2 separate regions of the Homo sapiens genome follow, and region 2 is linked to region 1. The links are chromatin loops, found by intact Hi-C in ENCODE. Cell type or tissue: PC-9. All regions are shown on one strand. Each heading gives the region's core, and the rest is flanking DNA. Links, peaks and the distances in the headings are about the cores only.

Region 1 (12,665 bases), core at 4,890-9,889:
ATTCTCTGCCAGCTTTAATGTTCTTTGGCTCTGTGAGTTCACATAATGGGATTGTGGGCCAGTAATTAATCTAATCTTTATAGATTCTTCGAAAGAAGCCCCCCGCCTTATTTCCCCAGGAGATGGCAGTGGGAAAGTACAGCATAGAGAAACCACATTAATGCTGCAGAGAGGCAGGTTCTGAGTGAGACACCAAATTGACCCTCAATATCTGACCTCCACCTTCCCCGTTACAAAACTTATTCTTTAAAAGCTTACCAAACGAATACAGCAAAGGATGGGTAAAGAAAATGCAGTCAATCTCTTCTAAATGCAAATTACCTTGGCAATTATGCAAGCAATTTAAAATAACAACGAGTTGCAAGCAAGAACAACAAAGATTTGATTCCCAAGCTAGAAACTTTCAATTCAGCCGAAAGCTACAAATCCTGGGAAATGCAGGCCCCCAGAACTGCATGGATGGTGGTAACAGAGACACGTAACAAAACAAACTTCAGAGAAAAACTAGACTTACCTAGTTCTTCTAAGAAAAATAGAGTTTTTCTTTAAAAGCGGTCTTTTGTGAGGCTTGGATTCCTCCAGCAATGAATGTAGAGCCAAGCTGTGAACCCAAAGACTGGAGCCCTACACACCTCCCCAGCTTTTACTGTAGAAATCTTTATTTGTTCTGGAATCTCTTTTATCAACACTTCACTTACTCCTACAGTGTGAACTCCAAACAGTCCTGTTTAAGAAACTATCTGCAAATACCAGAATGGCTAATCCTAAAAATAAGGTGTTAATTGGTCTCTTGGTGATTCCAACCCCAAACATAATAAACTAGTATTTCTTTTTAAATGTGGGGGTTTTGCCCCACTGCTAGTCTGAAGTACTGGGTCTTTCTTTTTCTGCTGCTTTTCAGCTTATGTTTTAGGTAAAAATAAAGAAAAAAGAAACTAGTAAGAAATACAGTGAATCTTTGTCTCTCTTCATCTGACAGTAATTATAGGATGTTAAACCCAAAGTAAAGCAGGTCATACTGTATCTTCAGGAGGAGCCAAATTAGGAGGCAAGCTTGTCATTCCTGAAGTCTTCCTTATGGACATAGGAATCCAACAATTTAAAAAAAAATTTTTTTAGAGACAGAATCTATGTCACCTAGGCTGGACTCAAACTCCTGGGCTCAAGGGATACTCCCTCAGCCTCCCAAGTAGCTAGGACAACAGTCAAGCAGCACCACACTGGACTTCTCAGGAATCCACCTTTTTTTTTTTTTTTTTTTTTTTTTGAGACAGAGTTTCACTCTTGTCACCCAGGCTGGAGTGCAGTGGCGTGATCTCAGCTCACTGCAACCTCCGCCTCCCTGGTTCAAGCAATTCCCCTGCCCCAGCCTCCCGAGTAGCTGGGATTACAGGCACAGGCCACCATGTCCAGCTAAATTTTTTGTATTTTTAGTAGAGACGGGGTTTCACCATGTTGGCCAGACTGGTCTCGAACTCCTGACCTCAGTCAATCTGCCCACCTCTGCCTCCCAAAGTGCTGGGAATACAGGCGTGAGCCACCGTGCCCAGCCAGGAATCCACTACTAAATAATAAACACCTCTTAGTGCCTCTGGCCCAAATGCCCAGTTAACTGTGGCCCAGTTTCCCTGGGTGTTGGCTGAGTGTTTAGCTGGGGCAGAGAGCCAATCAACAAATTAGGGGCATTGATCCTTTTTATTATCTTTGTTTTTATCTCTCACTTCTGACCTGCAACAACATCCCATTGTCAGCTCAGATTCTGGAGCGTTTAAACCCTTCCCCTGCCACTGAGAAAGCGTTTTTCTAATGAGGAAGTAGTGTGACTGCAGAACGGTGGTACAGTAGGAGGGATCTCCCCCGGTACCCATCACGCAGGGACAGACTGGCTCTGGGTTCTACTCCTAACTTCTCTCATCATTGGTACTACTCTCCACGACCATCATTTCAGAGAAATTTCTCTGCTTTGGTATATACAGGAATTTGACCTGGGATTTGTGTGAAATATTTACATTGTTTTTCATTTGGGTAGATGGCCTCAGAACAATGCAGTTCCCAATTTCCTTGTGCTGTTCTCCTTTGCTTGCAAGCAGGACAGGAGCAGAGAATTAGAGGAAAGGATTTCACTGAGTGGCGTACAGTCTTTCCTCCAAACTTTCCATGGCAAACACAGTGTTGATCTATACTTGTGAGAACCTCCTGGGGCTGCATGTACTTCCTAATGGGCCTGGCTGCCAAGTTGCCTCTTGTGGGACTGACCTGGAGCCTCTAGAGCAAGGGTCAGGAGACAGGATGCAGGGTTTATGTCACTGTCCGAACTGGGAGCACAGGCTGAGCTGCCCTACAGTGGGAACCGAAGGCTCAGACATTACTTCACATCTCAGCAGAATGATGCAATGATAGCTCTGCTGCAAGTTCTGCTAAACAGCTCAATGTTTGGTTCTCCATCCTCAGTAATATTCTTGTCACTGAGCCAATGGCCTCATCAAAGGAACTAAGCAAGGATCCTCTAACAGCCTTTTTTCAGTTATTGGTAAGAACAGTAATAATTGTGGGTTCCCTATAACAAGCACTGTGCAAAAGCCATAAAAGGGAAAAATGGCCCTGTTTTTCCAGCATCACATCTTCCTAAAGATTAAGTATTTCTATATCAACCATTCAACCATTCATTGAGCAGTCTTCATGAGCATGGCAATATGCTGGGTGATGGGTTTGCTGGTGAATGAGTTCAACTCATCCCTGCCCTCAAGGAACTTACAAGACACCATAGAGGACAGATGGATGCAGAAAAACTAGATTGTTCTAAGTGCCATTGGGGAGACCTAGAGCCACATGGAAGGCAAGTCCATTTCTTTTTTTTTTTTTTTTTTTGAGACAGAGTCTCACTCTGTCACCCATGCTGGAGTGCAGTGGTGCGTTCTCAGCTCACTGCAGCCTCTGCCTCCTGGGTTCAAGCAATTCTCATGGCTTAGCCTCCCGAGTAGCTGGGATTACAGGTGCATGCCACCATACCCTGCTAATTTTTGTATTTTTAGTAGAGACAGGGTTTTCCCACGTTGGCTAGGCTGGTCTTGAACTCCTGACCTCAAGCAATCTGCCCGCCTAGGTCTCCCAAAGTGCTGGAATTACTGGTGTGAGCCACCACACCCAGCCAAAGGCAAGTCCATTTCTAGCTGAGGAGGGGCAATCAGGAGTTGGGCTGTGTTGAGTTATCCTTGTGCATATCTTGTACTCAGAGCTTATTTATCTCTATTAGAACCCAGCAAGCCTGGTGGTGTAAACGTCATCTCTTCTCTATATCAGAATGTAATGGAATAAGTTTTTTATCTAAAACCTCACTTGGTGTAGCCTTTATATTATTTCCACTGTGATAGATGAAAGAAAAAAAGAGCAGTTTAGAATGATATCTAATAATAAACCTTACTGGTCATTCAAGATCTAGTGATATTCATTTGAAATCTGAAAAGGATTTCTGCCAGAGAATCAAGGCCTGAGGTTGTCTTCATTTCTTTACCATAACTCCCCTGCCTCCTTCTATCAGCAACGTACTCTCAGCACACCCCCAATTTCCTCTTCCCACTGCCTAAAACCGCATCTCCCAAAGACGTAACCTGGCAACCCTACCCAAGAGGCCCTTCCCACCACTCACCTGTTCTTTCTCTACAAGAGCAGCCTATCTGTTTCATTCATGAAATATATCACCATTTGTAATGTTTCTTTCTTTTTTTTCTTTTTTTTTTTTTTTTTTGAGATAGAGTCTTGCTCTATTGCCCAGGTTGGAGTGCAATGCCACGGTCTCGGCTCACTGCAACCTCTGCCTCCCAGGTTCAAGCGATTCTCCTGAGTAGCTGAGTAGCTGGAATTACAGGTGCCCGCCACAACGCCCAGCTAATTTTTATATTTTTAGCAGAGACAGGGTTTCACCGTGTTGGCCAGGCTGGTCTTGAAGTCCTGACCTCAGGTAATCCTCCCACCTTGGCCTTCCAAAGTACTGGGATTACAGGCATGAGCCACAGTGCCTGGCTGTAATGTTTATTTTCTTATCGGCAATCTTCCAGAACACACTGTAAGCTCTTTAAGGACAGAAGATAGCAGATGTGAAAAAATTGTTGCATGAATAAATTAGCAAATAAATAAGTAGTAGCACTATTACTTTAGGAAAGTCCTCATAGCGCTCTAGACCATGGTCGCCACACCCGTCAAATAAAAGAACTCACAAGGATCCAGGCTGAATATTCTATGATTCTAGGACTTGGTAAAATCAGCACTAGTGCTTCACCAGAAAATGCGAAGCAACCCTGACTTCAAGGCAGTTTTCCTAGTAGAAAGACATAATAGGTAATGGATGGAAGGATGTTCGGCATTCTTATCCCACTTTATAAAAAATGAAGACACCTAAATACATTTTGTGTATAAAAAGAGGCTCCTCCACACATGCAAGTAGATTGATTCAACCTGTGTCAGCAGCCAGGGGCCCTGGAGTCAGCCCCTCCACTGGAGGACACTAGCAAGAAGATATTTGCAAACTACTTTTTCTGATGGAGTCAAGAGAACCTCTGGTCTAACCCATGAGCTTGCATTAGTGCCTCAGCTCAGCCTAACTCCAGCACCATCTTATAGATCCTGAAAGTGGGTGGTCTGGAGCTCCGCTTCTAAACTTCCTCAGATTCAAGCAAATTCCACATTCATTTGAAAGACAGAGGCCAGAGGGATTGGCTGGATCAGGGAGGTTGGTAAATACAGTGCCTTTTTTTTTTTTCTTTTATCAACAGGAAATACAAGCTCCAGTTCTGGATGAAAGGGAAAAAAAAATCATTGAAAGTAATTTATATCTGAAACTGTTTAGTAGTGTCATCCTAATTTACAACAGAACCAATTCCAAATTAAAAAAAAAAAAGTCTTTTTCTGTTTCCTGTTAGCAAAGAACATGGGGTTATTTAAAAAAAAAAAAATCCACTGGATTTTCCCAAGTGTTGATAAGGTCTGGAATCCTGCAGATCTCATGAGAAGAATTCAAAACTCCTAATTAAAAGTTTTGTTCTCACAGTCAAATCTTGAAACTGTGCCGTTTGGCTTCACTTCTCTATGGTTAATTCATTTTGATCTTCTTCCAAAAGATAAATTGACAATGTGGGATGAACCATTATCAGAAGCTTATTAATTATTATTATTTCTGGTTTTGAAAGGAGAAGAATTTTGCTGTAACATACCTCACCTCATACGGAACCCAGGGCTATGAGTGAATACATGTTGAATGGAATCTTTCCTGGATTAGTGACAATTGTTCATCTCTGGGGCTAGCCAGGTAGGGAGAAATTGTTTATTAAATAGATTACACAATCTATTGGGCTCAGGTTGAATATAGTGACAGGAAACTGAAAATAGTCCTGACATTGGATGACTTGGTGTTTTTCGTAATTTTAAACAGATAATTCAGATGCTGGTGTTTTGGAAGGCTGCCCAAGATCTGCTCTCCATATAAGCAAACTATAAAATGCAAACTAGGGCTATGACAGCCACCTACCTCTTTCCCTGAGGCAGACTTCATACTTCCTGAACCAAAATACTTGTCTGACCACAATACTGAATATTTGGAATTGGGACTGTCCCAGAAATCTGGGACATATATGGTAAGGACCTGAAGCCTGTAGTCAAATTGGAGTTTTCTTAGATGCTTGGTTAAAATTTAAATATTTTCAAGTCCAGTCCATTTATAACTTAGTGTACTAAGTTGTACTCAAAAAAGATGTACCAAAAAAAATGATGTACTCAAAATGTACACATTAATGCAGTGGTGGAGTTAGCTAGGTAACCTCCTTTTGTTAGCAAAAATGAGAGTCTTACTTCTGAGATCTTCAGAGACCATTTGGAAATTTCTGGAAGGGAAATGGCATGGATGCCCTTTCTGCTACCAAGACTGTCAGTAGTTACACAAAATTATATTATTAAAAGTCCCCAGATGGGAAGTGGCTCATGCCTGCAATCGTAACACTTTGGGAGGCTGCGGTGGGAGAATCATTTGAGTCCAGGAATTCAAGACGAGCCTGGGCAACATAGGGAGACCTCATCTCCACAAAAAATTTAAAAATTAGCCAAGCATGGTGGTGCACACCTGTGGTCCTAGCTACTCAGGAGGCTGAGATGGGAGGATTGCTTGAGATGGGAGGTTGAGGCTGCAGTAAGTCGTGATTGTACTGGGGCACTTCAGCCTGGGTGACAAAGCAAGACCCTGTCTCAAAAAAAAAAGGTCCCTTTTCCCTATTAAACAGTACATCTGTGTTTGGAAAGCTTTGGGTAGAGGACCCAGGTAGGAAGGCCATCCTTGTGCCCAGGTGGCAGCAGCCATTGAGGGTCTGAGGGAAGTCCAAACCAAAGGTTAGCCCAGGACCATTCTCCTCAGAGACTAGAAGGTCTCTCCATCTTAGGACTGAGGCTACCTGAAACAAGGAGGAAAGGTGATGCTGAATGGAATCCGTGTTAATCAAGAGAAGGGCCTTTCCTGTGGTTTATGCCTCTCTTCATTACTCACCAGCAGGCTCTGCTGGCGCCTGAAGCCTCTTCCAGTGTTGACATCCTTTTTGGCCATTTCTAGCAGTGTCTTTACAGAAAACAGGGTGGGGGAAGACATAAGAGGCAAAACTCAAATAGCCTAGTTTTCCCAACCTTTACAACTAAAATATTTTTCTGAACAAAAAATGGGAAAGTCGTGGCAAATAATCATGCCTGATAGTTCTGTTCCCTTTGCCCATGCGTGACTGAAACTGAGCCAGAAGGATTGAATTTTCTTACTCTATTTTACCTTTTTATATATTTTTTAAAATCATATTTTGAAGGCACACAGGAGCTTTTCTTTAACCCAAGAGTGGCACCCTGTTATAGATATTCTCCAGTGACCCAACTCCCATCCCCTCGCTTTTCTATAAAAGGAGCCTGGAGTTATAAGAAAGACAGGACAGCCCTCCAAACCAGGACGTCATGGAGAGGTCAGCCCACCCAAAGAAGATGCAGCACATGCAGGGTGTGGAGAGGGAAGTTCACGGGTGACGGGAGACACTGCCCTACGCCGCTAAATCCCTGCAGCCTCCTCCCCCTCATCCCTGTAAAAGTGAGTCAGAAGAGCTCACTTGTCAGACTCCTCCCAGCCCAGAGTTGAAACAAGCTTTCCCCCACTCCATGCTCCACAAGCCACAATGCTCCAAGCCTCCTCAAATTCATCCATGAAGCTCTGTGGGGCCTGCAGGCAGGCACATTCCAAAAAAAGACCTGAATATTTTATTGACAGTGGAACCCTAATTAGGTGGTTTCTATAGTCGCCGATTTCTCTAGCACTTGAAGGCAGAAGTCAGCGTTTTTGTCCCCTTCTAATTTGCCCTCTCTACCCCTCACACTCCAGACCCAGGGCTGCTGGCACCCCTGCTGAGAAGAATAGATGGGGAAGAAATATTTCCGGGATTAGTCTCATAAATCTTTCACTGGCTTCCCTGGAAATTCTCTACCCTTGAGCAACGGGGGTGTGGGGTGAGGGGAGGAGTCAGATCACTCCTGACTCATTAGCGTGTTTCCACGATGTGCCAGCTAGATCATCTAAAAATTATTCAGCTGCCCAGGAGGAAAGCCTTTTTGCCAAACTACAGGCTTATTCGAAGAACTTAATGCAATCCTCAGCCCTGGCATCCAACCACAAAGCCCAGCAAGCTCTTCAGAGAGCCATTTCCTGACCCCAGAGGCAGTCAGTGACCCCCTGGAGTGGATTTTTACATAGAGATACTGTCCTTAGCCGCAAAGCTTTCTAAAGAAGGGATTTGGGAAAGAAAATCTATTGTGTTGTTGGCTTTGTGCGTGTCTGAAAGAAGAGAAGTCATAAAATCTTTGTGTTCTTGATGGAGTGAGTTCCAGGAAATATTACCTTTCCCTTATCAGGTCCCCATGAATTGAATCAGGCTGATAACATAGCCTTCAGGTTTCCACGTGTGCATTCACCACCTACATTTGCAAAAACTCTTCCTTTTTCTGTTTTGTCCTCTCTCATATCTAAAAGATTTTATCAGCACTTTCTTGCTGTATCTGTGTCTGTTTTCAGTCCCTTGTTGGTGTTCTACGTGGTATGTCCAATTTTATTAATAGCAGGAGGCCGGGTGTGGTGGCTCATGCCTGTAATCCCAGCACTTTGGGAGGCCGAGGCAGGTGGATCACTTGAGGCCAAGAGTTCAAGACCAGCCTGGCCAACATGGTGAAACCCTGTCTCTACTAAAAATACAAAAAATTACCTGGGTGTGATGGCACATGCCTGTAGTCCCAGCTACTCGGAAGGTGAAGGTTGCAGTGAGCTGAGATCGCACAACTGTGCTCCAGTGTGGGTGACAGAGCAAGACTCTGTCTCAAATAATAATAATAATAATAATAATAATAGCAGAAGTTACCATTTATTGAATGCTGACTGTGTCAGCCACTGTGACCCTACATACATTTGTTCATTGATAACTGTTTGTTCATTGCAAAGTAGATCTTTAAAAGCCTATGATCCAAATGAGGAAACCGAGGTTTAGAAATATAGCTAGAAAGTACTAGTCAGGACTCAGAGCCCGCGCTGTCTGACTCCCAAGCATTTTCTCTCAGCCACTTCACTGAAACACAGACAGCCCGGGAGATGTGCATTGCTTTAGGTTAACACCCATATCCAGGCACATGCTGCAGAGCCTGAACGATGTCCTCACTGTCACCTCCCCAACCCTCTGAAGATGGTGATGGAAATGAGTGAGCCATGACAATTTCTGCAGAAAGATTCTAAAGTGTTGTCAGAAATCTTGAGGCCAGGAGCATATCTAGCTCCCTAACCCACAGCAGGGTGTTAAATAGGTTCCTGATGACATGCTTTTGATAAAGAAAGAGAGTTCCTCAGGCAATGGAGACTGGAGATCAGTGAGGGGAGGGGTGTTAGAGGAGCCCCACAGGGAACAGAACCTGGGGTGCTATCGCAGGCAAGAAGACAAGTCAGAAAGCATAGACCTAGCACAATTATGAACAGAAAAGGCCATTGTTTGGTAGTCTGAGGTTTTGTAGAGGGTCAAAATTGTAACAGAAGTCCCTCTGCAGTGAATTTTGGACTCCAAAGCTCTTTAGGATTCTCTCTTCCCCAATACTAAGTCTCGCAACATGGGCTGAAAAACTGCTAGAGTCAATGAAGTCTGACTTCAAAAAAATTATTGGAGCTAATTAGAAAAGGCTTAGTTTTGACATCTTCAGTCATCTTTAGTCCTTAGTTTTCCCGCTGATCAAATATATCCATTCATTCCAATCTAATGAAGGCCTGCTGTACATAGGGCTTTTCCCTAGCACTGTGAGAGATGCAAAACATATTGGACACGATCCCTAACCCTGAGTTGCTTGCTCTCTAGGTTGCAAAGCAAGAAATGTGCACATAAAAAAGGTGAATAAAAATATTTCAGACGCCAAGCCGGGCACGGTGGCTCATGCCTGTAATGCCAGCACTATGGGAGGCCGAGGCGGGCAGAACACAAGGTCAGAAGATTGAAACCATCCTAGCTAACACGGTGAAACCCTATCTCTACTAAAAATACAAAAAATTAGCTGGGCGTGGTGGCAGGCACCTGTAGTCCCAGCTACTCAGCAGGCTGAGGCAGGAGAATGGAGTGAACCCAGGAGGCAGAGCTTGCAGTGAGCCGAGATCGTGCCACTGCACTCCAGCCTGGGCGACCGAGCGAGATTCCTTCTCAAAAAAAAAAAAAAAAGTGTATATATATATATTTCAGACACTATCCCCACTTTGAGGCCTAGTAGACACCTTGAACTTTAACATGTCCAAAACAGACCCTGGTTTTCCCAGGATCTTGACCCATCCCTTTCACTGTTCTCCTAATCCTTCTTCAAGGCTCAGTTTATCTCACCCCCTCTATGAAGTCACTATGAGGCCATCAAAAAACACTTTAACCTGTGCCCCTGTCAGGCTTCTGCCACTTTGACCTCAGTAAACAGCAACACTTACCACCCAACTTCCCAAGCCAAGACCAAGACATCCCCACAACTACATCAATCAGTCAACCAGGACCACCATCTTTGTCTTCCAAACATACCCCAATTTGCACCCTTCTCTCTCTCTCTGCACTCACCACCATCACTCACTCAGACCGTTGCAATAGCCTCCTCACTAGGCTCTCTATCTCCACTTGGTTGATCTACCACTGTTTGCCCACACAGCAGACAGACTGATATTTTTAAAGTAAGTTTAAACATATCATTCTTTGGCTTAAAACCCTCAAACGTCTCCCTGTCACACCTAACTTAAATCTAAAACCTGCTACTGGCCAGGCATGGTGGCTCATGCCTGTAATCCCAACGCTTTGGGAGGCTGAGGAGGGTGGATCACCTGAGGTCAGGAGTTTGAGACCAGTCTGGCCAATATTGTAGAACTCCATCTCTACTAAAAATACAAAAATTAGCTGGGCGTGGTGGCAGGTGCCTGTAATCCCAGCTACTCAGGAGGCTGAGGCAGGAGAATCGCCTGAACCCAGGAGGCAGAGGTTGCAGTGAGCCAAGGCCACACCACTGCACTCCAGCCTGGGCAGCAAGAGCGAAACTGTGTCCCAAAAATATAAATAATAATAATAATAAAACCTTCTACCTGAGGCTACCAAGCTGTGCCTTACCAGAGGTTCCCCTGCCCTTGGGACCACCTCTCTCACCTGCCCTTCCTCATCCCCACAGGCAATAGGCTTTCTTTCTCTTCTGGCAACCACTAAGCTTGTTCTATTCTTGAGGCATTCAACTTGCTATCCTCTTTACCTAGAAAATTCTTCCCCAGATCTTCCTAGGGCTAACACATCTTATGACTCAGATCCAGTTTAAATGTTCCCTCTTTGGAAAATCCTTTTCTGCACAGCTAACCCAAAATAGACCATCAAATACTTTCAAGTCCATCACCGTTAAATCTTCATCATAGCACTTATCACTAGATACCTTCTTGATTGCTTATGTACTTATGTGATTGTTAACTACCTCTCTCTCTCATAGACACACACACAGACACACACACAATTAGAATATAAGTTTTCTTATATGTCCTGTTCCACAGTATTTTCCCAGTCCCTAGGAAAGAGCTTGGTAAACATTTGCTAAATGAATTAATCTGGTCTGATAGAAGTTTTCTAACTAGGACATGGTACTGTTAATACACAGGTACCAATGTGTTTCAGAGGATCATGAAAGCAATGTGAACTAGCTGGGTCAGGGAGGCTGCATGGAAGAGGGGAGGCAAACTGAGCCACAAAGGAAGATTAGGATTCCAGCAGAGAAAGGGAGCAGACCATGCACTTGCAGCCAGGGGTTTGGGACAAGGACAAGCCCTTTAATATACAGTAAGAAGCAGCAAGGCCTTGGCACAAACCCAGACAACCCAACTCCAAATGTAGAACCAAACCTTACCCTCTCCTGATGGGCTGGGGAATATGGTATTCATTCAGACTAGAGATGATGAACTAAATTGGAATTGGAATGTAAATGGCATGGGAATGGAAAGACGGGAAAGTGTAAAGGACATTATGGAGAAGAGGCAACAAATTATTTTAGTATAATCGAATAGAGTGGGCAGAAATAGAAGTAGCAGGAGGAATCAAAGGTGAAATTGAAAACCAGAACCAAAGACAAACTTGAAAAATTGGGGCAAATGGTGGTGTCACTGATTGTGAAGAAAGTGACTCCAGGTTATGTAAGAAAATGGATGTGATTCCAGTAGAGCTGGGTCTGAGAGAGTGGCAGGGGCTTCATGTGGAAATAGCTAGGAAGCCACAGAGCTGCTATGTGAGGGTAAGGTGAAAGCCAGAGAAACAGGTCTGTGCATCATCTGCACAGAGATCCCAGAGGATGTTGTGATGGATTCCAAGAAGGGGGAGATTGAGGAAGGGACATCCGCTCCCGCCCGCCAGCTTCATGAAGGGGAGATCAGCCCAGGCTAACAGTGGGTGGTGGTGGATCCCAAGCACCAAGAATACAGAATGCCCTTGCTGAAGAATCAAGCAATGAGTTGGAGCTTATGGGAAGCAGGTGTCTAAGCAAGAAGGCACCGGTGCAGCCGCTGGTGCCCAGAGCATGGCACGTGTTGGACAGGCTGAAAGGGTGGAGCCCAGTGGATACCAGGTAAGCAGGGAATGCATATTTGGTCCACTGGTGGGGAGGGATAGAGGAAGGGAGGAAAGCCAACAAGGATATGCAACCATATATGGTCAGAAGGGCATGAGGAGACCAGGGGTGGTAGAGTCAAACGGCCAAGGGATGACACTTCCAGAGAGCAGATGTGAGCAGAGTGTCTTTCGTGTTGCAAAGATGTGAAGGAGAATGAGGTCTGAGAAGAGGTCACTGGCTTTCCAATCAGTGAATTTGCATCAACTGTTGGGGATCATTTTAGTCAAGTGCCAGGGTAGAAACCAGATTGCTTGGGTTTGTGGATAAAAAATAGAAACTGCAGGTACAGTTGGTTCAAGAGGAAGAATGGCAATAACGAGTTTTTAAGTGTTCCATAAGGCAGTGGACAAGGTCATTGGCTGAAGAGGAGAAAATGGAAGTGGGGAGTCAGAGGAACACAGGAGTGTCAGCATAGATGCTAGAGAGACAGTGCCAGAGAGTCCATTATCGCATGTGGTTATTTTAAAATAGAA
Region 2 (12,665 bases), core at 4,073-9,072, 82 kb after region 1:
CTCAAAAAAAAAAAAAAAAAAAAAAAAAACAAGAAAACATTTTCTCTAAACCCTGATGTTTCCCATTTGGTAGTGGGTAGTGGGGATCCTTTGCTGGGCACAAGCTCCTCCTCTCCTTTACCTGTCTTACTTTGCTTTTCTTGTAGGTTCTACCCAGTAACCATAGTTCACAGAGACTAATGCTATGCCCATTGTAGACTCTGATATCTTTCTAGGCCCCCCTGTGAGTTAGAGTTTGTGTATGTAGGCTAAGCCTGGAGAGAGGAAGATGGACAGGTGGTCTCCTCTCTCTGTCTCCCCTTCTTTCTGCTCCTCGTGGAGGGCTAATGCCTGGCCCCTGGTGTCCAGGTGCAATTCCAGCAGCCCCTTCCAAGACAGCTCCTCTCCCCTCTGGTTCTGAGACAGCATGTACCAGCATCCTTAGAGACAAAGGGAGGAGTCATGCCTATCCCTTGTTCTCAGAGGTAGGAAGACATCTGCTAATGACAGCTCACCACCCAGCCTTCTGTAACTCACTGAATGTTATATGACCAACCACAAGCAGTGCCCACCCAGGGACCTTGGGACTCCAGGGTTCTCTGCCTTTGGTCCTGGTTCTTGGAAAGCAGGAGAACCTGTGAGTGCCATTCCAGAGGTTATGCCAGCAGTCACTGCCCTAGACTCCTCCTCCTCACAGCCTTCTCTCCAGTTTGCTGGGTTCAAAGGGCACCCAGCAGCATCTACACAACCTCATCGTGCCTCTGTGCCCCACCCCATGCATTCTCTACCCCAGGGGTCCCAAGGCTGCCTCTTCACAGGAAGTTCCAGGAACCCTGCCCTAGCCCAGGCCAGCAAGGCCAACCTACTGCCATGCAAGAGGAAGGCTCTGTCTCCCTCCAGCTATCTCCAATCAGCTCTAGTGGAACTCTTTGAAAAGGCCATTGTTCTTCCCAAATGGTTTGGTTTATCTCTTTGAACATTTCCACATTTCTGTCAGTGATTATTACCCTTTTCATGGTTTTTTTTTCCCTGGAAATAAATGAATGAAGAAATAAATTTCTAGTCATATGGACATTTAACTTTCTGCCCCAAGGAAACACCTAAAAAGAAAAATAAAAATATACTGCAGTAATTAAATTTTGAACACTAAGTATTCTAAGAAGTAAAATATTACAGAAATAAAAATTTCTGATTCAGTATTTATACTGGGAGTGCAGATATCTATGGATAGGTATTTGCCAAAATACAGACTAGCATTAACTTATTAGTGAGTTTTGAGTTGGTTGCTGAGAATGTGGGACTCATATCCTCCTAGAAGTGATGTTATAATTGGTAGCTGGGTTCTGGGTCAGCCTTCAGGACTCCATTCTCTGAGTTTCCACTGGTGCTGGCCTGATTCTGGGTCCTGGAACAAGGAATGCAGGAATGAAAATGTTAGGGAACAAGGAATGCAGGAATGAAAATGTTAGAGACAGCAAAAAAAAACTGAATGGGCTTTTTCCCATGCTAACTCAGTCACTCAATACTTTCAACACGAGATGTGGAGTAGGGGTGGGGGTTCCCACACATCAATCAAGCAATTCTGCAGATTCTGCAGCAGACACCAGTGGGATGTCCATTAATACAATTCAATCTGACACAAGCTACATGGAGATAGTGAGACAGGTGAGTTGCCTGACCACTCCCCCTGCCCCCCAACTCCCCCCACCGCCCCCAGCAGGATGTGCGACAGGGGTATGGCTCATCTGTTCAGCAAGCCGCCAAGTGCTCAAATCCCTTAAAGGAGGGGTAGCATGCAGATGGGCAGGTGCAGCAGCTGGGGCAAGTGCTTTTGGGCTCCAGCCCCAAAGTAGCATCTGGAGGTGAGAGCCTGCAACTCCCAAAGCCCTAGTGGGCATGCTACAGTGCTCTTTTAGTTCTGCCATCCACAGACAGCTTAAGTGTTAACTAGCTCAGTGCCCTGTTGGTAGCTGGGATCTTGTCTGGTGTCCAGGAAGAATCCGGTCACACGGACAAATTGAAGGATGTTAAATGCGGGGGATTTTAGTGAGTGATGGAGTTGGCTCTCAGCGGGATGGATGGGGAGCTGGAAAGAGGATGGAGTAGGAAGATGATCTTCCCCTGGAATTTGGCCATCCTGTGGCTGATCTCCCCTCCAACTGTCCCCAGCCAATCTCCTGTCGACATTCAGGCGTTCCTTCTCTTCTCTCCTTCTCTGCCATGCCGCTCTTCTGCTCCTCTGCTCTTCTGTTCATCTGCTCATGTGTTTGTGGAGCCTGGAATTTGGAGTGTATATGGGTACAGGATAGAGGGGTGTGGCAGGCCAAAAGGCAACATTTCGGCGCAAAAAGAGGAATGCCTGCTTTCATTTAGGGCCACGGGTTTCCAGGCTTCAGGGTGGGGCCTTTGTCGGGGAACTGCCCTCTTCTACCCAGTATTTCTGTCTCCTGTCCATACCAATAGTGTCAGATCCCAAAGGCTGAGAGTGTGGTCCCACAAGACTGCCCTTGCTTCAGATGCCTGTCACCACTGTCCAACTGACTGGAAAACAGGGTTCCCACAGCTTCCTAATTGAGTTTGGTACTTTGTTACTTACAGCTGCCCACAGGACACAGAAACACTTTACTTATGTTTACTGGTTTATTATAAGTACAGTAGGAAGGATACAGATGAAGAGAAGCATAGGGTGAGATATATGGGAAGAGACAAGGAGCTTCCATCCCCTCCCTGGATGCATCACCCTCCAGAAACCTCCATGTGGTCAGCTATCCAGAAGCTCTCAAGCCCAGCCCTTTTTGGGTTTTTATGGAAGCTTCATTACATAAGCATGATTGATTACATCCTTAATCATTGGTGATCAACGTAACTTTCAGTCCTGGCATCCCACACAGTTGGAGGAGCTAAAAATCTCAGTCCTCTAATCATGCCTATGCAGCTCTCACCTTGAAGCTAACTAGGGCCCCCCCCCCGCCCCCCGCCCCCGGCCACCAGTCATCTTATTAGCATACAAAAGACACCCATCGCTCTGGCAATTCCAAGGATTTTAGGAGCTGTATGTAAGAAGGGGACCAAATGTATATTTGACAATATTGCAGAGAGAAAGACTTTTCTTTCTTTCCAGTACCTGATGTTCATTCAAGGTAACATTAAAAAAAATATACTCTATGCTTTATTAAACAATTTATCTGACAACCCTAAAAGACTCCTTTTGTTTCTAACGTTTTTGTAGGGTGTTTTGGGGAGAGGAGAGCATTATAGGCTTTAATTTTTAAGAGTAGCTTTAGGTTCACAGCAAAATTGAGCAAAAAGTGCAGAGTTCCCAAATACCTCGAAGCTCCAGACAGGCACAACCTCCCTCTCCTATCAACATCCCAGCCCAGAGTGGTACATTTGTTACAACCTGCATTTCTTAGGCTCCTACTGACACATCATTATCACCCAAAGTCTGCAATTTAATTAGGGTTCAGTCTTGGTGTTGCACATTCTATGGGTTTTGACAAATGTTTAATGGCAGGCATTACTCATTATAGTATCGTAAGAATAGTTTCACTGCCCTAAAAATCCTCTGTGCTCTGCCTATTCATTTCTTCCCCTCTCTAACCATAACACTTTGAAGTAAAAATTTGCCTTTCTCATTCTTCTCCCACACCTCCAAGCCTCCTAATTCCTGGGATTCCCCTAGGTCTGAGCCCCACTCCCAACCCCCCACCCACCCTTCAGATGGACCTGATTCATACGAATGTGTGAATGACTAACAGCCCTCAAAATGCAGTTTAGGTATTCCCGTTTTGAAAAAGGCTGCTGATTGGCCCCCCCCATCTCTTGAATAGGTGGACCCTCTGGAAGTACCAGAAAGGGCTGTGAAGAGGCCACCACTACCAGAAACATTCCGGCAAGGTTGTCTTCTGCTTTTCCTTTCTCCTTTCCTTCTCTGTAGGGGTGGGTTGCCCTTCCCCACACTTCTCCTCAGAGTATAGAAATTATTTCAAAATTACAAAATTTGTTCTCTGCAAATGGTTCTTCTGGCAGCAATGCCTTGGCCAGAATGTATGTGGGTGGGTGAGTGGGGCAGGTGTATTTGCAATTTAGAGTTTTCATATGTGTTCTTTAGAGCCTCAGAGAGACAGAGAGAGAGAGAGAGATTTTAGTTCCCACTTTGCAGGTGCCTAGTTTGTGTCTACCAAAGGGCTGATTTCATCTTCTTTGTGGATACAATATTAGCATATCTCATGGACAAAAAAATCCTCACAGCCTTTCTAGAATATCCAATAAACACTCTCCACGTTATCTAAAAAGCGGGTGTAAAATAACTTTTCATAACAAAACAAATCATCTGATAACACAAGAAAAAGGTTAGTGAGAGTCTTTGCTGAAATTCCAACTGCCTTTTCTTGCTGCAGTCCCCCATCTTTGCAGAGATAAAGATTATGGTTGCCAAGGAAACAGGACCAGAGAGAGAAAGACAGAAACTTTGTCTCATTTGGTTTCCCCAGGACTCACAAAGCGAGCTGGGCTGTAAGCAGAGCTGGACAAGATTATGGTAGATTTATAATTTACTTAGTCAAATTGCTTTTAATTCATCGTCATGCCTCAATATACATTTTTTTCCCTCTGAAAGTTAGGTCTTGCACCTAGTTGTCCAATGTCTGACATATAACAGAGCTTTAAAATTCATTGTCTACGATTAAATTCAAATGCAGGACAGATGGCTTAGTCTGAGTATGTGTCAGACAGGCAAAGCACTTAAGATTTGTGACAGGCAAGACCAGGAATTAACTGCTAAGTTTTTGCTTTTATTCATACATTCATGTGCACCATGAATATGGCTGTAAAACTTATTTAAGTGTTCTCACTTTATTCAAAATATTCCCAAACAAAGCAACTGTTCTCCTTTTGCAAACCAGACTCCCTAATCTCAACCCCATTAACTCAAAATCCATTTTTCTCGTGCTATATGCACTGTGTACATTTTATTTACTCAGACAGTCAGGAGGATAACAGCAACCTTCTGAAAACCCAGCTTGCCTAGAACCCACAATGTTGGTCCCCACTTCATTTTTGTGAACCTTTTTATTGAAACATTTAATTATTTTATCGAGCAAACATTTGTCTGTGGAAATAAACAATGACCAGCCAAATGTGAACAAGCAAAGGCTATTTATTCAGAGCTTGCTATATAGCAAGAGAGTCAGCCACCGTCACTTGCATTTTGGCAGAGACTCAAAGGAAGACAAAGAAAAGGGAAAGTTTCATTGTGGGGAAAAAAGGGATGTCTTCAGGTTTGATTGGAGGCCGTTGGCATGGGGAAGCTGCAAGTGGGCCAACCAGAAGTGGGCATCCTGTGGTGTCTGAGTAGGGGTGCATATTTGGCTTTCTCTGGCTGGTCCTTAGTTAGAAGCAAGGACAAAAATCAGGGAAGTAGTCAGTTATTGGTCAAGTCCTGGCCATTTGGGGCTGACTGTGAATAATATAGGCATTATGATCTGGCTTTCTAAACCAGTTGCCAGAGATAGTGGTCTAACTTCCTACAGGTCTGACTTACGGAGAGCAGGCTGGCTTCCTGGGCTGATCACCATAGACAATGTGTTGGTTTCCTGGGCTGGTTGCTGCAGATTGTGGGTCAGAGTTCCATTTTCATACACGGTCTGGCCATTATCCATGGGTATATTCAATCATTTAGTCAATAAACATTTTACAAACAGAATAGCACAAAAAGCATCCGTGTACAGCTCAATGAATGATCAAGTGTAACAACCACCCAGGAGCCCCCGTTCATTTTTAAATTCTCTACAACTTATCTTCTGAAACTGGCTGTCAAGGAACATTTTGAGTCTCAATCAACTCTTTCCACTGGCTTCTTCAGTCCTCATGTCCAGGGCAAGGCTCACCAGCGGCAGGTCTCCTCGGACCACCTTACAGAGTCATGTGTTCCAGGCACGATGGAATGCAGGGCAGCCCTGGGTTTCTCACAGTCAGGCTCAGCCCTGTGAATCACCTTCCTCTACATTCCTGGACCTGGAGGAGCAGGTCAGAGTGTGTCTTGAAATCCACCTCCACCACTCCCTTGGGCAAGTTACATAATCTCTCAAGACCTGTTTCTTCATCTCCAAAATGAGAGTAATAATAGCACCTGCTCTCACAGGGTTGCCGGGGGGATGAGCAAGGTGAGAGGCTTGCAAACCCTTAACTCAGTCCCTGGCATAGAATAAGCACTCAGATTTTTATGTATGTATCTCTCCCCATAATGTTTCAAAATGGCAACTAAAAATTACTGAGGACCTACTATGTGCCAGGCACTGAGCCTGGTATTTACTCTTAAATTTCTTATATTATTAAATTTTTCTATTAGAAAGAATGTTAGTCATGCTTATTTTACAGATCGAGTATCTATGGCTCAGAGACGTTTAGAAATCTCGCTATATTTACCTCAATTTGTCATGAGGATTAAATGAGATGACTGTAAAGCAGGTCCTTAGCACAATCTCAGCTCATCACTTAATGAATGGGGCTATAGTTTACAATGACTCTTTGATGATTCCCTGTAGTACAGGGGTCCTTAGCCCCTGGGCCATGGCCCAGTGCCCGTGGTCTGTTAGGAAGTGGGCGGCACAGCAGGAGGTGAGCCTTTGGCTAGTGAGCATTACTGCCTGAGCTCCGCCTCCTGTCAGATCAGCGGAGCCGGGGAAGAGGGGGCAGTAGATTCTCATAGGAGCTGGAACCCTATTGTGAACAGCAGATGTGAGGGATCTAGATTTTGTACTCCTTATGAAAATCTAGTGTAGGAATGTCCAATCTTTTGGTTTCCCTGGGCCACATTAGAAGAAGAATTGTCTTGGGCCACACATAAAAGACACTAATAATAGCTAATGAGCTAAAAAAAATCACAAATAATTTAAGGTTATGAATTTGTGTTGGGCTGCATTCAAAGTCATCCTGGGCCACAGGTTGGACAAGATTGATCTGATGCCTGATGATCTGAGGTGAAACAGTTTTATCCCAAAAACATCCCTGCCGCCTCCAGGCCCAGTCCCCATCCATGGAAAAGCTGTCTTCCACAACACCAGTTCCTGGTGCCAAAAAGGCTGGGAACCATTGCTGTAGTAGATAAGCCTACCAACTGCAGAGAATAATCTGTGTATTTCCCCCTCCAACGTCTGCTCTCCCTTTGTTCCTTACTAATTAAATCACATTGCTGTGGGGTGGCAGTGTGCCAGATAAAAGTTCTGCCCTCCCCAAGCTCTCTTATATCTTGGGAAGTTCACATGTCCCAGTTCTGGCTACTGAGAGGTAAGTGTAAGTCTCCCGGTGAGCCTTTTGGGTAAACTATTACTATTCAAAGTAAAAGGGAGAATGTCCTCTGGCCTGAGCCCTTTCCCCTTTGTCTGCCCCACTTTTGCTGCCTGGAAAGCAGATGAGATGCCATGAGATGCAGCTGCCATCCTGCAAGCATGAGGCCTGATGGCCTCATGGGGGTGCTGTCCCGGCCCTGGACTGCCGACCTCCAACCCGTTTGCCTACTGTGGCCAGATTTTTATTACCATAGCTACTGTTTGGTGTGATCTATCTAAATGAAATGAAATTTCCAAATGAATGAAAATTAAGAATTTGAAGTATCTTTTTAATCTGTCTACATGTTCCGACTGAGATGATAAAGAGAAACAACTCCAGAGAATGAAAGATCTGTTCACAATCATGTCTACAGGAACCATTCTCAACCCCTCTAGGGATTAACATCAAGACTTTTTCCTGAGTCTAAATCCCATCCGTCAACTCCTAACTAACCCGCCGTTCTTCCCTGTCATTTGGTGTCATCCATATGGTGTCATCAACAGGGTTTCCACGGGTCTTCAACATCATGCACTTGGAATCTGAAGGCTGACACTGGTCCCCAAAGGCTTGGCTCTAGACCAGCCTCACACAGCACAGAACCGAATGATCCTCCTGTCAAACCCAAGGCATCTGCTCTGGCATCTTGGTCAAAGTCCAAAGGCTGTAATTGCATTATGCCTACTTGTGAGCTCTCCTAGAGTTCCCAATTAGGTAATATTTATTTTCTACCCAGAAAAGGTTATGCCCAACCTTGCTCTGCACACTGAAACAATAAGGGTTCCAACCCAAGTGATAAAGGAGCATCTCAGTGTGACATGAAGCCATCATGAGGTAGGGGCAGGAGGCTTCAACTGGCCTTATGCAGAGCCAGCTAGGACAGCCATCAGCTTGGAACAAACTAAGTATCCCTGAGGGGTTAAACTTGTGCTTTTCTGTGGCAGTACAGAAATAATATGCATATATTTCCACTTTAAATGATTTCTAAAGCAGATGTCAGCAGATGAAAAGAGGATTGAACTCCAGCTCCTTCTCTAACAGCTTTCTGTCAAAATATAACCCACGTGAGGATTTCAAAAAACTAAATTCATTCCAATATAAAGTATGCTGTCTTAATATCGCATGGTGTGTGACTTGTTATATTCCCAGCTATGAATAACCCATAAATGAGGAATTTTGTCTTGCTTAAAGAGATACTCTAATGGTCAGGAAGTTTTATTTAATATGCAAAATTACCTTTGTAAATATCACTAAATGGTGAAATAAAACACGTTCGGAATATCTGAAATGATCCTTCTTTGGATAAACGAGAAAAGGCACACGTTTACAATGCCTCAAATTGTGTCTTATTCAAATGAAGACCCACACACATAATGAAGAGAAAATCTCTAATAATTTATTGACCTTCAGTTTCACATTGTGAAAAAAAAAAAAATAACAGTTTTACAAAACCTCAAAATGTAGTCATAGCAAACAAGTACATATGAACATGAACATTTTCCTTCAACTTATACAGAGTTTTGTACGTGAACCACATGGTCAATAGCCAAGAGAGGGACATTATGCAGCTCTAATCACTCTTATTCAAGACAGGTGTCAAGCCCAAAGAAAAGGGGCTACACAATTATACCAGAAGTGGAGGGCTGCCCTTTGTTATGTGTTTCTACAGCAACCAGCCCACAAAATAAGAAGAACCTTCTCTGTCTTATGCCAAGGTTTTTGTGTGTACTGTGCTGTGAATTGTATTTGCTTCAAAGTGTGGGACGTTTCACAGGGTGAGAATGGTCAAGTAGTGAGACCAAATGCCTATATCGATTCAAAGAGTGGGAGTCCAGAAAGTTCCCTACAGGCTGGGGGCCCAACCCTTACCACAGCTCCCTCTGGCTCACACACAGTAATTAATAGAGGATTCAAGAACAGACCCCAACTTTGAAACAGCTGCAGAAAATTCATCCTGCTTTCAGAAGCCATGCAGTGACACATACATCTCTCTTGGCAGATTTGCATCATAAACTACAGAGCTGTAACTGCTACAATATAAACGACACTGACTATGCCCACTGGGGGACAATTAGACATTTGCATTGCTTAGAACACATCTAGGAACCAGGGACTGACTGCTGGAAAGTACTGTGATTCTTTTCTTCCAACAGCTCATTTATTTAGGCCCAACTACAGCCCACTCATTCATGGCATGGACGGACAAACACAATTAGTCTAAAGTACTAAGGTGGAGAGAAATGTTAAGGATTTATCTGTCATTAGACAATGCAAACACAGTCACAATGTAAAAGGTTGTTATCAGTCTTAACCCCTATTTTCTAAAATACAGCAATGTGAGAAACATGGACGAAAGCAGTTCGAGTTGCAAACTTTGGTCTTCCCCTGCACCTCAGGGGAAGCACCTATCTGAGACTAGCACTAATACCTACGACGGCACATGCTTAGTAAACAAGCACTCCAACTAGCAAAGAATGTATTCACAACTGATTTCCAACTCTACCGGAAAACTTCTCAATAGGGGCCACTGCCTACAATTCTTTGGTGTTTTGTGGCCAAATGTGTTACTTGTGCACCAAAGAGTTTTTTAAAAAGAGATTTGCCTACGGGTGAGCACTGAAGTATACATTGTGCCAATGTAATTATTGTCTTGGAGACCTTCTAGAACTTGCTAAATCATATAGCAAGAAGAGAATGAGTTCAGGCCCAGTAAATCTGGTGAGTTAATTTACATCTGTGATACTGCCGTTTTTCCCATTAAATGTGGTTATGGCAAAGCATTCTTAGGGTAATAAATAAATAAATAAACTTTGGACAATGCCTTTACTTGTGCCCTATATACAGAACTATTCCATAGAATTTTCCAGGATTTCAAGATACTACACAAAGAAAAAAACTGTAAAGCAATTTGGTCCTTTCCAAATTTCAGCAGCTGAGACTGAATTAAGTAAATCAGATGGGAGTGGGGAGAAGGGCAGAAAGCAGCCTCCCCTTACCCTATCAGCACAACCAAACCCCATGAAATCCCATTAAAAGTTGGTGAGTCTGAGAAAAGCGATCTCCACGGTTTCTCTACCTCTAGGATGTCATTTAAATTTCCATTTTGTCATCCTTCCCTGTCTTGACATTTTAAAAATCCACCCCTCCCCAACCCACCCTCCAGTTATGCTCCAAATTGTAACTCAAAAATTTTCATGTTTGTGCAGCAAAGCACATCTCAACAGCCACAAAATGTGCAAAACGTACAACCATTCACACACGTCCATACATGTGAAGACAGCTGTAGGCATTGTTTCAGCATGCAGGCATCGAACAATAAATAGCTAAATCTATAACAAACTTCTTAACAGCCAAGGGAAAGTTTAAAGTCACTTATAAATAGAAAAGAACATCTACCAAATGGCTACCAACAAAGTCCCCATTGTTCAGAAACGTTCCTGGGGAGCAGACCCCTTAGAGATTAACGGAGAGTCCAGTGGTCTTCATTCTTCAGCCAGCCCAGCCAGCTTCCCTCTCGGACCCACAGTTGGGCTTTGAATCTCCAGCAGCAGCTGGTGTGGAGGCTTCAAGCTCTGTCCTCAGAGAGAGGTGACAACCATTTCAAATTCTACACATAAATGGTGGGGCCCATGGAAATCAAATGCTGAATATGGTACAGCAAGGGAAAAGGTCCAGCTTTTCTCTCCCTTTGAGGGGCTGATTAACATTGACATTAATCCACAATTACAAGACAAGGACTAGATCACAGGTTTGTTCATTCATATTTAAACCATGTGCTACTTGCACCAAAAATCCCACCCCCCTCCCTCGCCCCTTTCCTTCATGTCCAGTTAGAGCATTTACAAGGTGCAGCAGATTTTATTCGAGTCTTGCAACTTCTTTTCCTTTTTTTCTCTTCATTAGACTTGGCCTCTCCGAAGTAGAAATCTCATATTATCTCATCGAGTGATGGAGTGAGCTGAAATAGAAGGAAAAGGAAAAAAAACAAAACAAAAAAGCATGAAGGATTTGTGTGATGCCATAGTTTTTAAATTTTTCTTATTAGCCACAAAATTTTTTTTTAAATTAAACTTGGTATGGAGCTGGACAATATTGCTTCCAAAGGTCTTACATGTTCAGTAGGAACTGTGCAAAGATATTTAAAGTACTTGCCTTAAATGCACACACGTGTGCACGTACACATCCATGCAGATGGCTGGCCTGACAAAAACAGTGGTGTCTAAAGAAGGACCTTCACTTCTTTCCTAAGCATACACACTTTCAAATCCAAACCTATATGTCTAGATGCTATTAGGAGTTGCCATCTTCTGCTTCCAACATTCATAAAATTTCTTTCTGTGGTTAAACAGAGCGACTGTAAAGTGATCACTAAGGGGTGAAAAGAAGGGAGATTCCTGTGCAAACCCTCCTTGGCCCATGTACCATGAAAGATTCCAAATTAACTTTACCATCTAGGAGGCAGACATACTAATCCTCTTATTTAAATGCATCTCTGTTATCCATTATGGCAGAAATCAGTCTCGCTTCCTTTCACATGACAATGTATCAGGCCTCAACAGCCCAAGTTTGGAGTTTATTCTCAAAGTTCGTCAGTCCACACGTAGGTGCCAGCAGCTACGGCATGCCAGTGCTACAGAATCTACGTACATCAAGTGTGAATATCAATTCAAAGTGCCGTAACCACAAAGCCTGCACATTTCATAGAGCTTGCATTTCCTCACACTGCTTACTCTTCCCATTTATTTATTTCTCATTTCATCTGGGGAAATTGTGCAGAGGGCTTTTGTATCCCTATTGCTGTAAGTCTAAGTACAGACAAAGGGAATTCTGGAGGAGCCACTCATGACCTTGCACTGAATTCTTTGCTTTTGTGTGTTCAGAAGCCTGATTCATTTCATGAGTTGTTTCTTTTGGCTGTTTCCTAACAGTGATTCAAGCTTTCAAGGCATGCCTTAGACTACGGTGTCATTGCCCCACCTCCACCTCCTTGTAACCTATATGTCAACATTAGGCCAAAAGAATGTATCTTATAATAATATAAAATTTCAAGACAATGCATATTCAAACAGGAAAAAAGGAATACACACACCCTCCCCCCAAAAAATTGCATATTCAAACAGGAACGATAATAAAAAAAAAAAGGACACACAACAACAACAACAACAACAAAATCTAGAGAAGAAACAAAGCAAATCAAAGCCTAAGTTAGGTTGAGGCCACACGGCACCATGAAAACAGAGGATAATCAAAGTAATTTCCTTTCTGCCCTTCCCACCCACTGGCAGAGCAGCAGGAGGCAGATAAAACCTCCTAGGTGGATGAGCTTTAAGACCTAGGGAAACTTTCTGTTAAACACTCTA

Evidence for each region. Hi-C counts contacts between places; a loop is a spot of excess contacts. Peaks named below come from ENCODE experiments on the same cell type or tissue, not always from the same donor. Only the 100,000 strongest peaks of a DNase experiment are listed, where the experiment ranks them.
Region 2: a loop joins it to region 1, with 5 times the contacts of the local background. A loop is called at or near these places in 13 of 110 quality-filtered maps.

The regions. Positions count from the first base shown.
Region 1 is chr5:74,536,156-74,548,820 of GRCh38, forward strand. LINC01331 (long intergenic non-protein coding RNA 1331) reads right to left here and starts at 618. Exons shown (of 4, transcript NR_197436.1): 1 at 515-618. RefSeq lists an enhancer at 6,531-7,092. In PC-9, for the core only: no CTCF peak of the experiment used is centred there; DNase peaks (open chromatin) are centred at 5,366, 6,516, 7,176 and 7,586; H3K4me3 peaks cover 1,937 bases; H3K27ac peaks cover 4,718 bases.
Region 2 is chr5:74,618,730-74,631,394 of GRCh38, forward strand. ENC1 (ectodermal-neural cortex 1) reads right to left here. Exons shown (of 3, transcript NM_003633.4): 3 at 8,680-11,263. LOC124901005 (a long non-coding RNA gene) reads right to left here and starts at 6,179. Exons shown (of 2, transcript XR_007058822.1): 1 at 5,522-6,179; 2 at 5,120-5,365. RefSeq lists enhancers at 6,153-6,654, 6,655-7,154, 12,180-12,665. In PC-9, for the core only: a CTCF peak has its summit at 7,476 (motif pointing right); DNase peaks (open chromatin) are centred at 6,022, 6,522, 7,222 and 7,272; H3K4me3 peaks cover 512 bases; H3K27ac peaks cover 4,091 bases.